Regions from separate parts of the Homo sapiens genome. Here region 1 is linked to region 2. Evidence: chromatin contacts called from ENCODE Hi-C or POLR2A ChIA-PET data. All regions are on one chromosome and are shown on one strand. The core of a region is the stretch at or near the end of the contact, and the rest is flanking DNA. Distances in the headings are between cores, read along the strand shown.

Region 1 (5,837 bases), core at 1,987-4,486, 200 kb before region 2:
GCAACACACATGCACACACAAATACACACACATAAATATTAAAGAGAATTCTCCTGCAGAACAAAATGATCCCAGGCTACAGAAAGGAAATTTAGGAGAAAATTAAGTGCACAGAAATAGTAACTGGGTAGGTAAATATCAATGACTCTCAACTAAACAACAATAATGATGTCTTATAGGGTTTTAAATATACATAGAATTCGTGTATACACAGCAGTCACACAACAGGTAGCAGCAGAAAATGGAGTTAAAATATTGCAAGCGGCCAGGCGCGGTGGCTCACGCCTGTAATCCCAGCACTTTGGGAGGCCAAGGAGGGCAGATCACGAGGTCAGGAGATGGAGACCATCCTGGCTAACACAGTGAAACCCCGTCTCTACTAAAAATGCAAAAGATTAGCCAGGTGTGGTGGCAGGTGCCTGTAGTCCCAGCTACTCGGGAGGCTGAGGCAGGAGAATGGCACGAACCTGGGAGGCAGAGCTTGCAGTGAGCCGAGATCGCGCCACTGCACTCCAACTTGGGGCGACAGAGCAAGACTCCGTCTCAAAAATATATATATATATATTGCAAGCATGCCTACTTTCTATTTGAAAAGATTTGGATTCCCTAACCTGAGAGTTTTCCTGTAATGCAACCCACTGGGCGTGCAGTTATCATCCAACCTTCTTCCCATCACCCTGTGGGAACCAGAGCTCAGGGAAACTTCCCAGAAATTCTGATAGTCTAGCTACTGCTATTTCTATGTGTAATAAATTGTCCATTTCTGACCCAGGGAAAAATTAATTACTTAATTAAAATAAAATATTCTAAAGTACTTGCCTTGTCTTGGAAGTGACAGGAGTATGCAATCATGGTAGAGTGTAATAAATCAAGGATGTGTTTTTAATCTTTTTTAGGGAAAAGACTAAAAGAAGAATAACATATAGGATATTTAACAAGTTAACAGGACAAGAGATAAAACAAGGGAAAACAGGAAAAAAGTGGATCAAAAAACAGACGAACCCAATAGAAAACCAGATAGTCGGATGGTAGATTTAAACCCCAAATATTTGTCATTATATTAAATGTGAAAGTACTAAATATTCCAATTAAAAGATAAAGATTGTCAGATTATATTTTTGAAAACCACTTACATCCTGCTTGTGACACACTTTAATTAGAAAGACATACAAAAATCAAAATAAAAGGATGGGAAAATCAGCGCCTTGTAAACAATAACCGAAAGGAAGCTGATGGTATGCTGACAGGCAGGGCGGACCTCCAGGCAAGAAGCCGTGCTTGAGATCACTGAGACAGTGCATACCGGTTAAAATGATACAGGTTAAATGATACAGGTTAAAACGGTCAATCCGTCAGGAAACATAGCATTAAAATTCATATGCACTCAATAATATAAGTTCAAAACATAAAGGGAAGGAATTGAGAAGGGAGAAATGATACAGGTTAAACGATACAGGTTAAAACGGTCAATCCATCAGGAAACATAAATTAAAACTCATATGCACTCAATAATATAAGTTCAAAACATAAAGGGAAGGAATTGAGAAGGGAGAAATGGACAGAATTATCATCATAATGAAAAAATTTTCACCTACCTCAGCCTGTAACTGATAGAACAGACAGCAGGTGAGTGAGGATATATTAACAGACAGTTTGAAAACATGATTTTAAATATGACCTGATGTATGGATTGTCTTAGTCCCTTTGGGCTGCAGTAACAAAGGGCCCTAGATTGGATGGCTTATACATAGCAGAAATCTGTTTCTCACCCTTCTGGAGACAAACTCTGAGATGAGGATGCTAGCATCGTTGGGTTCTGGTGAGAGCCCTCTTCGGGGTTGCAGACGGCTGACCTCCCTTGTATCCTCACGGGGTAGAAAGAGGTCAAGCCAGCTCTCTGGGGTTCCTTTTATAAGGCATTTATTTCATTCTCGGGGGCTCCACCGTCATGACCTCATCAACTCCTAAGTCTCCACCTCCTAACCTTGTCATCTTAGGAGTTAGGATTTCAGCATCTGAATTCAAGCAGACATAAACACGCAGTTCATTGTACGGATACACAGCACTCTCCCCCAAAACTGCAGGAGACACACTCTTTTCAAGTACCTAAGGAATAGTAACCAAAATTTATCATATTTGGGGACAGAAATCAGGCTTTGACAAACGTCAAAGGCAGGGCCAGGACTAGGGTGAGTCCAGTGAGTTCCCCTAGGCCCAAAATATAAAGGGATGCTCACTCCCAGATTCACGCAGGCAGAGGAGTGGGAGGGAACACAGGAGAACTCAATTAGAAAAGGATGAGAAGAAAGCAGGGAAAATTCACGATAATAAAACAAACGATCCGAAAACAAGAGAAGGGAGCTTCCTTACTCCGATCAAAAGCACCTGCAAAAAGCCTGGAGAATATATTCTACCTAATGGTGAAATCATGGAAGGTTTCCCACAAGATTAGAGATGAGACAAAGATGGCAGCTCCCCTGTGTAGTTTAAGTCACACATGCTGAGGTCCTCACCAGTGTGATCACACCAAGAAAAGGAAATAAGAGGCATTTGATTGGAAAGGAAGAAATAAAACTTTTATTATAGGTGGACAACATGATTTTATATGTAAAATATCTTAAGGACGCTACAGATAAACCATCAGACTGATGAAGTAAACTCAGTGTGGTCACCGGATACACGGTCAATATATAAAAATCAATGACATTTGTCTAGGCTGGTGTTGTGGTCACCCCACTGCAAGAAACAAGATAGACATCACTCCCCCACGTTCCTAAAATTTGGTTTGGATGTCAATACTGATGATGCCTTGCACACACGCACACACACTCACACTCACACACACACTCAGTCACACACACACTAGCTCACACACACTCACAGTGATACACTCACACACACTCACACTCACACACTCACACACTCACACACTCTCACACACACACTCACACACACTCTCACACATTCACACACCCCAAGAGGGTATGCAAGGCTTACTAGTCACGCAATGAGGCTTTCTGGGGAGAGCGGGGCTGATGCCCAAGTTTGTCTGAAAGTGGCTTGAGGCGGCTGGGAGAGGAGGTGGACTCAGCCTTCCCAGAGGTCCCAGAGGTCCCAGAGGTCGGGGATGGGCTGGGGTGAAGGTTCCCACAGGCAGGCCAGGGGCCCCAGGCTTTGAACTTCCTGCCAGCACCGCCAGAGGGGGACCCAGGCCTTCTCATCGGCTCACAGGAAGGTGGGACAGAAGAGGGAGGGGAGGGTGAGGCTTCAAGACCTTCTGCAGGAAAACCGCAAAACTGGAGTCAGAACCTTTACTGTTGCCGCGGATTGTGCTAATTGTGTTTAGAAAAGAAAATAACCAAGAAGTAAAATGATACTGAGGCAGGAGAATAGGGTCTGGAGTCTAAGGCTGATTCGCCCTGACTTCCTAGAACTGAATCAAAAGGAAAACCTCACCTCTTCCCACCAAAGTAACAAAATGATCAGAGGCGACTCCCTTAGCAATGTCCCCACCACCTCCACTGCGTTGCAGATGAAAAACGGAAAGTACCTCTGATTGGTCACCTCCAGCAACCAATCAGACTGGTCACGGCCTTACTCTTCATTTGCACAGCGGTGTAACTTTGTAACTTCATTTCAGCCTCTGATTGGTCCCAATCACTCAGACTGGTCGTGGGCCACTCCATTTACATAGATTGTAACCAAGTAACCAATGAGAAACCTCTAGAGGCTGTTGAAACCCCAGAACATTCTTAAGCAGTGCTCTTGAGCTATTGGCTCGAGCCCACTCTCACTCTGGGGAATGTACTTTTGTTTCCATAAGTCTGTGCTTTCCTTGCTTGATTCTCTTGTCACTTTGTTCGTGCATTTTGTCCAACTCTTTGTGCAAAAAGCCAAGAACCCGAACGACCTGTAGCAAGACCTTCAGCCAGTAACAGTATCATTTACAATGACACAAAGAATCAAATACCTGAGAATGCATCTAAAATGTGCAAAACTTCTCTCACAGAAAACTACAAAACATCATTTTACAAAAGTAATGGAGGCCCCAAGTGGAGGAACCAGCTCGTTCATGAATCAAAGGTGGACAGATGTCAATCATCTCCACATTAACACAGTGATTCCATGCAACGCTAGTTTTAAAACGCCAGCAGGTTTTTATTGGTGAAAGGAAGCCACACTTTTAAAGTGTACAGGAAATGAAAAGGTTGGGACTGGGCTGGGCACGGTGGCTCATGCCTGTAATCCCAGCACTTTGGAAGGCCAAGGTGGGTGGATCACTTGAGGTCAGGAGTTTGAAACCAGCCTGGCCAATATGGTGAAACCCTGTCTCTACTAAAAATGCAAAAATTAGCCAGGTGTGGTGGCGGACACCTGTAATCCCAGCTACTAGGGAGGCTGAGGCAGGAGAATCACTTGAACCCAGGCAGCGGAGGTTGCAGTGAGCCGAGATTGCACCACTGCATGCCAGCCTGGGCAACAGAGCGAGACTCCATTTTAATTAAATAAAAAAGAAGGAAAGAAAAGACCAGGAGAACCAGACAGTCTACAGGAGAAGAGCAACACAGGAGGACCTACCCCACTAGAGGCCAGGGTCTAAGATGAAGCTACAATAATTAAGCCAGTGTAGTATCAGTGCACAAACAGACCCACAATAAATGGCGACCTGGTGTAGAACGAAGCTGGGGGCAGGATGGTCTTTTCAAAAAATGGTGCTAAGTCACTTGGGTATCCGTCTGGAAGAAATAAGCCTCGGTCCCTATATCGCACCATTTCTAAATATCAGTTCCTGGGATGCTATAGATTCTAAACATCAAAGATAAAGCAGTAAAACATCTAGAAGATAACACAGGCGAAATGTTGTATGACTTTGGGATAGGCAAAGATTTCTTAAGTCCAGACCTTATGGCACTATTAAGAAAGTAAAAAGGCAAACTATAGACTGTGGCAAAATACTTGTAACAAGTGTATTTGGTAAAAAACTCACTTCCTAGATATATACCAGACTTTTACAAATCAGTAAGAACAAGAACAAAAGGCAACCCATAATCAAAAAAAGGGTTAAAAAAAAAACTCCGACAGGCATTTTGCAAAAGTTATCTTATAAGCATTTGATTAAAAAGTGCTAAATGTCGGCCAGATGCAGTGGTCCACGCCTGTAATTCCAGCAGCACTTTGGGAGGCTAAGGCAGGCAGATAACAAGGTCAGGAGTTCGAGACCAGCCTGGCCAATAAGGTGAACCCCATCTCTACTAAAAATACAAAAATTAACCGGGTGTGATAGCACACACCTGTAGTCCCAGCTACTCAGGAGGCTGAGGCAGGAGAATCACTTGAACCCAGGAGGCAGAGGTTGCAGTGAGCCGACATCGTGCCACTGCACTCCAGCCTGGGCGACAGAGCGAGACTCCATCTCAAAAAAAAAAAAAAAAAAAAAAAAAAACTGCGAAGTGTCAATCCTCATCAGGGAAAGCACATTAAAACCACGAGCCACCCATACACACTTATGAGAGACGCTACAATGACAGACTGACATAAGCAAAGGTTGGTGGGGAGACAGAGCAACTGGAACTCCAGCACCCCACGTGCAGGGAGAGAAAGTGGCGTGACTCTGGAACACTGGGTATCCATACTTCCTACAGCTGAATCTACACATAACTTATGGCCCAGCAATTCTGCACCTAGCCAAGTACTCTGTGGGAATGTGCACGCATGTTCACCAAAAGACATACCGCAGTGTTCACGGCAGCATGGTTAGCAATATTGCCGAGGTCGGCATGACCCACTGACAATAGGACAGGCAAATAGACTGCAGCATCGTCACAACACGGGATGCT
Region 2 (5,986 bases), core at 1,920-4,419:
TTTCAGAGTCAAGGTCAGTGAGCTGAGTCCCCTCAAATGCTAACCAGAATCAGGAGGGATGGTAGGAGGCTGCAGCCACAGAGAAGCAGGAAGGGGCAGGAAGCTGGGTGTTCAGACCCTCTAGGACCCCAGGGAGAAGATCAGGGAATGAGAAAGACAGAGCCAGTCCTCCTACTCTGACCCTCTGCCCAGTTTCTCTACTTAGGACAACTCTGCACCCGCCCGCCCTCCCTCCTTGCAGGAAGCCGTGGACGACATCGTCTCTGCTCTGAAGCTCGGCCCCGGGACTGTGGTCCCTGAGCTCCGCTCTCTGAAGCCGGAAGCCCAGGCCCTCATCACACAGGGCCTCTACTCCCACTGCCGGGCCCTTCTGAGCCAGCTGCCAGACACTGGGGCCCCTCTCGAGGACAAGGACACCCAGGGCCTCCTTGCTGTGGGGGAGGCGCTGATCAAAATCGACTCAGGGCAACCGCACTGGCACCTCCTCCTGGCAGACATTCTCATGGCACAGGGTATGCGGCGGCCCCAAGGTGGGAAACACGGGGTCTGGGCTTCTGTCCCCGCTCCTCTGACCTCTGTATCCTGTTCTGTAAAAATGGAAGAAAGAGACCCGGACCACAACAGCTTCCAAGGTCCCTTCCACCCCAAATCCCATGACCTCTGGCCCTGCTCCCTGTGTGAGGCCTGGCGTTCAAAAGGCTCTCCTCTGCTTTACCCGGGTGGCTCTTTGCTTGCAATGGAGGAGAAACCGAGGGGTGATCTTGGTCTTTGAAAGGTCTTGGACCCTCAGCCCCCTCATTCATCCATGCACCTCCAGTCGTTGTTTCTCGGGCACCCACGGGATGGCAGGCCCTGTTCCAGGAGGAACTGTCAGAAGCCCCATGGGCCGACATGCAGGCCCTTCCCGCGGATTTCCACATCCCCCTGGTGATGTGGAAACCACTTCACCACTAATTCCAAAGGGGAGCTCTCTCTGCAGTCTGCATTTGCCCACCAAGGGCTTCAGGGGCCCCAGGGCTGCTCCCCACATGCCACTCTGCGCCAGCAGGCCCAGAGTTTGCCTCTAGTTGCCCGGGAGAGAAAGCAGCCCCTTGTAGTGCCCACGGTGTGGTAGCTCAGCATCATGGAGTGGGGTCAGAGGTGAGTCCCTGTGACCTGCCTGGAATCACGGTGCACCTCTGCTCCCAGCTCCTTCTTCCTGGGCTGAGCCATCATCAGCTCCCCGCAAGCCAGCACAGGGCAGGGAAGGAGCGGCCAGCGAGTCTCAGCTCTCTCGCACCTCTGCCCAACCCCACACACTGACTGTCCCTCCTGAATCCCTGACAGGCAGCTACGAGGAAGCTGGCACCCACCTGGAAAAAGCCCTGCACCGTGCCCCAACGTCAGAGGCAGCCCGGGCCCGGCTGGGCCTGCTCCAGCTCAAGAAGGGAGACGTGCCAGGGGCTGCAAGGGACCTGCAGAGCCTGGCCGAGGTGGATGCCCCGGATCTCAGCTGCCTGCTGCATCTCCTGGAGGCCTCGGAGCGGCAGAGCCTTGCCCAGGTGCCCAAAGAACCCCACAGATCTCCCACCCCAACCTTCCCCAGCACACAGGCATGAGACCCCCGGGCCCACCACTGGGGCAGCCTTTCTTCACTCTCTGCGGTTGGGTTGATTTCAGTTAGGTTTGGGGTGGGGTGGGAGGCACCCACTTCTGGCCCAGGAAGACGGTCTCTGGCCACCTTAGCCCTACAACCCCACCGACCTCTCAGCCTCTTTGTATGGGAAGTATAAGCCACAGGTGACTTGGGTGCAAGAGAGGGAAGAGGACCTTGCCCTCAGGGCCAGACTGAGCCAGCCAGGGGCACCTTGCCCGGCAGGAAGCCCACCCCAAACCCATGGCAGGCCGGGAGAAGGCACGTGGGGACAAGGCAGGCTGGGAGGCCAAGAGCACAGCAGGCTTTGGGGTCCCAGAGGCAGAACTACACCCCAGTGGGGCCTGGGCAGGATTTCACCTCCTTAATGCTTCCTGACACCAGCGGGTTCTAGCACTCCGGGGCCACTTAGGAAAACAGAAACCACACTAGGAAGAACAGGGAGCTCATGGCGGAGTCGGGGCTACACCAGTGTAAGGGGCAGTTCGGTGCTGCAGAGGGGGCGCCGCTGCCCCCCCCGAGCTGAAGAGCAACGCTGAGATTGGGTTATCGGGACCTAGAGGAGGCGGCCGGGCTGGGCGGGGTGGGGTCTCAGAGCTCCCAGAGGGACTGGGCGTTTCCAAGCCAGGAGGAGGGGTCTGTGCTGGGGTCTTCGAGGTGGGAGCAGGGCCTGGCAGGGGGCGGGAAGCCTGGCTGGGGCCATGGTCCCGGAGCCCAGAGGAGGCGGCTAGATGGGGTCTCCTGAACGGGGGTCACCGAGCCCGGAGGCGGGGCTGGACGCGGGTCTCCGAGGCTGCAGAATACGGCTGGGCTGCGGCGCCAGGAGGCGGCTCCCGGCACAGGCAAGAATCTGCAGGACGCGAAATGGTTGCCTGGAGACGGGGACCCACCCGGAAATGAGCCAACAGTGGTTTCGCCCCGCTTCCTGCGCCCCGCCCCTCGGCAGGCGGCCCCCTCCGGGTGGCACTGCGCCTGCGCGGCCCGAGCCGCGGGCTCAGGGGAGTCTGGGGTCGGATTGAGCGCCCTTCCCCACTGGGGCGGCCTGGGGGCTCCCGGGGTCCGACAGCTGCTCGGGGCCTCGCCCTCCTGCTGCCATGGACCCGGCCCAAATGTGCGGGTCCTGCGCGGGCCGAGGCTTCACTACCACCCCGGGCCGTGAACTACGGGTCGGGGTCAGGTGCCTCCGCCCGGAGAGGGGCGGTCCCGCGGGCCGCACCGCAGGCGAGGGACGGGGTTTCGAGCCCCTGCCCTGCTCAGCGCCGCTCACAGCTGGCAGAAGAGGCCACACTGTGCCCTGCGGGAGCCCAGCAGCAAAGCCGGGGCCGTGGGACCCCCTCGCTCCCTGCACGGACCCCGGGCGTGGGCCTCGGCTTCGCCCCGTGCGGCCAAGCCTGGCGGGGTCCTGGGTGCGCTGCGCCCCCCGGGGGAGGTAGCGTCGAGGACCGCCGGGCTGCTGGAAGAGAGGCAGCGCCAGCGAGAAAGGCGGGGCCTGCACCTTGGCGTGTTCCTCAGGCAGCGGGGAACCCCTGCAGATTCTTGAGCGGAGGAGGAGCCCAGCGAGGCGAGCGGATTTCTGGTCGTGGTTGACTCTGTGAAAAAACTGGGTCAGAGATGAGGCGATTGGGCCTGGGTGGGCTCAGGAAAGTGCCCGGGAGGAGTGGGGGGGGCAGGCAGGCCTGGCCAGCAGCAGCCCACAGCACAGGCTGTGCCCTCCGTCCAGCAGCCCCAGGGAGAGGGGCTAGGGTGCACGTGCTCAGAGGCCTGGAGCAGCCTTCAGAAGGTGGGCAGAGTGGAAGGGCTGGGCAGCAGCCCCCTCAGAGGGCCCGATGGAGAGGTGACTTGGCCCAGAGGGACCGAGGGAGGAGGCCGGTGTGGTCACCCAGTCAAGGGAACCTGGGCCCAGCCGGTGGGGCGGTAGGGCTGCCAGGAGGGGACCATGAGGAGGTAAATCCAGGTCCCTGATCCGAGGCCCAGGGAGAAGAGCAGTGGGCAAGGATGCCAGGCCTTGGGCCAAGGGTCGGAACAGCACTTTGGCAGGTTCCAGGGCAGTGGGAATTGCAGGGAGGGGTCCTCTACCCTGGGTCCCCCTTCCTGCCCTTGCCCATGGTCAGCCAGCCCCTCCAGAAGCAGCGGGCAGCTCCTGTGCAGCCCAGGGCCCCGCCATCCCCAGGGAGCCAGCAGAAGCTGGCTGTGCAGAGGACCTCTGCAGGGCAGGGGCGGCCGGGCTTTTGGGGCTGACCCCACTCTCCCTGCCTCTCTCTGTGTCCTCTGTGCAGGCGGCGGCCCAGGAAGCCGGCACCCTCCTGGACGCAGGGCAACCCAGGCAGGCGCTGGGCTACTGTTCGCTGTCTGTCCTGGCCAGTGGCAGCAGTGCCTGTCACCTGCGTCTGCGGGCCACCTGCCTGGCCGAGTTGCAGGAGTTTGGCCGGGCCCTTAGGGACCTGGACCATGTGCTCCAGGAGGCGCTGGGGGATGGTGACCTCCCAAGGCGGGCAGAGGACTTCTGCCGTCAGGGTCGCCTGCTGCTGAGCCTGGGGGATGAGGCGGCGGCCGCAGGGGCCTTTGCCCAGGCCCTGAAGCTGGCGCCCTCCTTGGCCCAGAACAGCCTGTGCAGGCAGCCAGGCCGGGCCCCCACTGCACGCATGTTCCTTCTCCGCGGGCAGTGCTGCCTGGAGGAGCAGCGTCACGCAGAGGCCTGGACGGCGGTAGAGAGCGGCCTCCTGGTGGACCCCGACCACCGTGGCCTGAAGAGACTGAAGGCCAGAATCCGGAGGGAGGCATCCTCAGGCTGCTGGCTACAGTGACTGGGCCTGACCCTCTCCCAGCCCTAATCACGGGGCCACCCTAGCATCTGCACCTGATGTCCAGGCCCAGGGGTGTACCCAGCTCCCTAAATCGGGGAGGTACCTGCCCTGCCCTCTCCACACCCCCTTCCCAGCCCTCCCCACACACCCCTTCCCAACCCTCCCCACAACCCCCCTTCCCAACCCTCCCCACAGCCCCCCTTCCCACCCTCCCCACACACCCCTTCCCAGCCCTCCCCCTTCCCAGCCCTCCCCACACCACCTTCCCAGCCCTCCCCATACCTCCCTTCCCAGCCCTCCCCATACCTCCCTTCCCAGCCCTCCCCACACCCCCCTTCCCTGCCCTCCCCACACCCCGCTTCCCTGCCCCAGCATGAGTCAGTGTTGGACAGCCAGCCTCACACCTCTGCCTTGGGAAGGACAGGGGACAGCTTCCTACTTGCATGAAGGGACCATCCTAGAAGCTTCACAGTCCCTTCTACCACCAGCAACCTGGTCCCTGCAGTTGGGGCCCTCTTGGCCCACACCTGGGGCTCAGACCTTGAAGAAGCAGCCCCAGGTCTCGTCCCTGGCCTGGGATCCTACAGGTTGGACAGGTTTGAGGCCAGACTCCTGGGGCCCTTGGGGAGATGGTACCAGCCCCAGAAGCCCCTCCCTGGGTGTGAAGCTGCGTTTTGCTTGGACCCTGAGCCTTGGGCCAGCCTCCAGTAGAGCCTGAGCCCTCTCCAGAGACAGAGCTCCCAAATGGGCCCAGCCAGCCCATACCCCAAGCTGACCTTTCAGGGTGCTTTCATGGGGGCCCTTCATCGAGAATCCAGTGTGCTGGGGGTAAACTTCCTCCCTCCTCCACAGGCCCCTCCCTTCCAAGCAGAGGGACCACCGAGGGGCCCTGATGAGCACAGTCCCCAGGCTCCCACCAGACCTGTCTCCCGAAGCTGCTGGGAGGTATCAGTGCTTCCACAGAGCGAGAGAACAGCTTGTTCTTATACGTGCGTTAAATGTCCCCAGGCCTTGCAGCTGCCAGTGAGCTTGGGGACTTCTGGGTGGGGCAGAGGCAGCCAGCCTTTGCCCATCACTGTGAGTGTCACAGACTGAGGCCTCAGCCCGGGGCTTTCTCTCATGGCCATGGGCGAGAGACATGCTGGGTGAGCTGACTCGGTGCAAAACGTGCCCCCAAGCCCTGCCTGACTTCACCCTGGGGAGACAGGGCCACGACCCCCCCTCCTGGCTTCTCTCTCCTCCTGGGCACTTGCATTTGTCCCATTTCTGTCCCCTTCTCTGCCGCTTCCTTCCATGGTCTTGAACCCACAGATAGACCCCCTGCCTCTCCACCCACTTCGCTTCTGGGATCATCTGACGAACCCCAGTCCAGGGGGTCAGGCAGGGAGGGGCCCTATTCCTCGCCCTGCATGGAAGTGGGGCCCCCAGGCGGCAGGTGCAGGGCTGGGTAGCCCCCCTCCTCCTCAGGCCTCACCCACTCCTCAACCCCCATGCACCTTCATCAGCTGGCACCGCCTATGTGTCTCTGGCCACAGGGGTCTGGGTAAAG

Evidence for each region. Hi-C counts contacts between places; a loop is a spot of excess contacts on that map. ChIA-PET counts read pairs that join two places held with the same protein, here RNA polymerase II (POLR2A). Pooled maps may share reads with other maps.
Region 1: a map of CD8-positive, alpha-beta T cell shows a loop between it and region 2 (6-fold over the local background). The contact joins two enhancer-like sites. A Hi-C loop is called at or near these places in 4 of 168 maps with a recorded cell type or tissue (CD4-positive, alpha-beta memory T cell, CD8-positive, alpha-beta T cell and naive thymus-derived CD4-positive, alpha-beta T cell) and 6 of 50 pooled maps. POLR2A ChIA-PET finds 5 or more read pairs at or near these places in 1 of 52 experiments (activated CD4-positive, alpha-beta T cell).

Annotation. Positions count from the first base shown.
Region 1 is chr1:2,837,955-2,843,791 of GRCh38, reverse strand. No RefSeq gene overlaps it. Among named protein-coding and RNA genes, the nearest start is that of TTC34, 39 kb to the right of the region's middle. Within about 2 kb of position 3,236, at least 3 of the 41 ENCODE cell types and tissues checked have a DNase peak (open chromatin) inside an H3K27ac peak, as active enhancers do; they include CD8-positive, alpha-beta T cell, where a contact is called at or near this core.
Region 2 is chr1:2,639,819-2,645,804 of GRCh38, reverse strand. It overlaps TTC34 (tetratricopeptide repeat domain 34), which reads left to right. Exons shown (of 9, transcript NM_001242672.3): 7 at 242-512; 8 at 1,327-1,541; 9 at 3,910-5,986. The coding sequence ends at 4,437. Among named protein-coding and RNA genes, the nearest start is that of MMEL1, 9.8 kb to the right of the region's middle. Within about 2 kb of position 3,169, at least 32 of the 41 ENCODE cell types and tissues checked have a DNase peak (open chromatin) inside an H3K27ac peak, as active enhancers do; they include CD8-positive, alpha-beta T cell, where a contact is called at or near this core.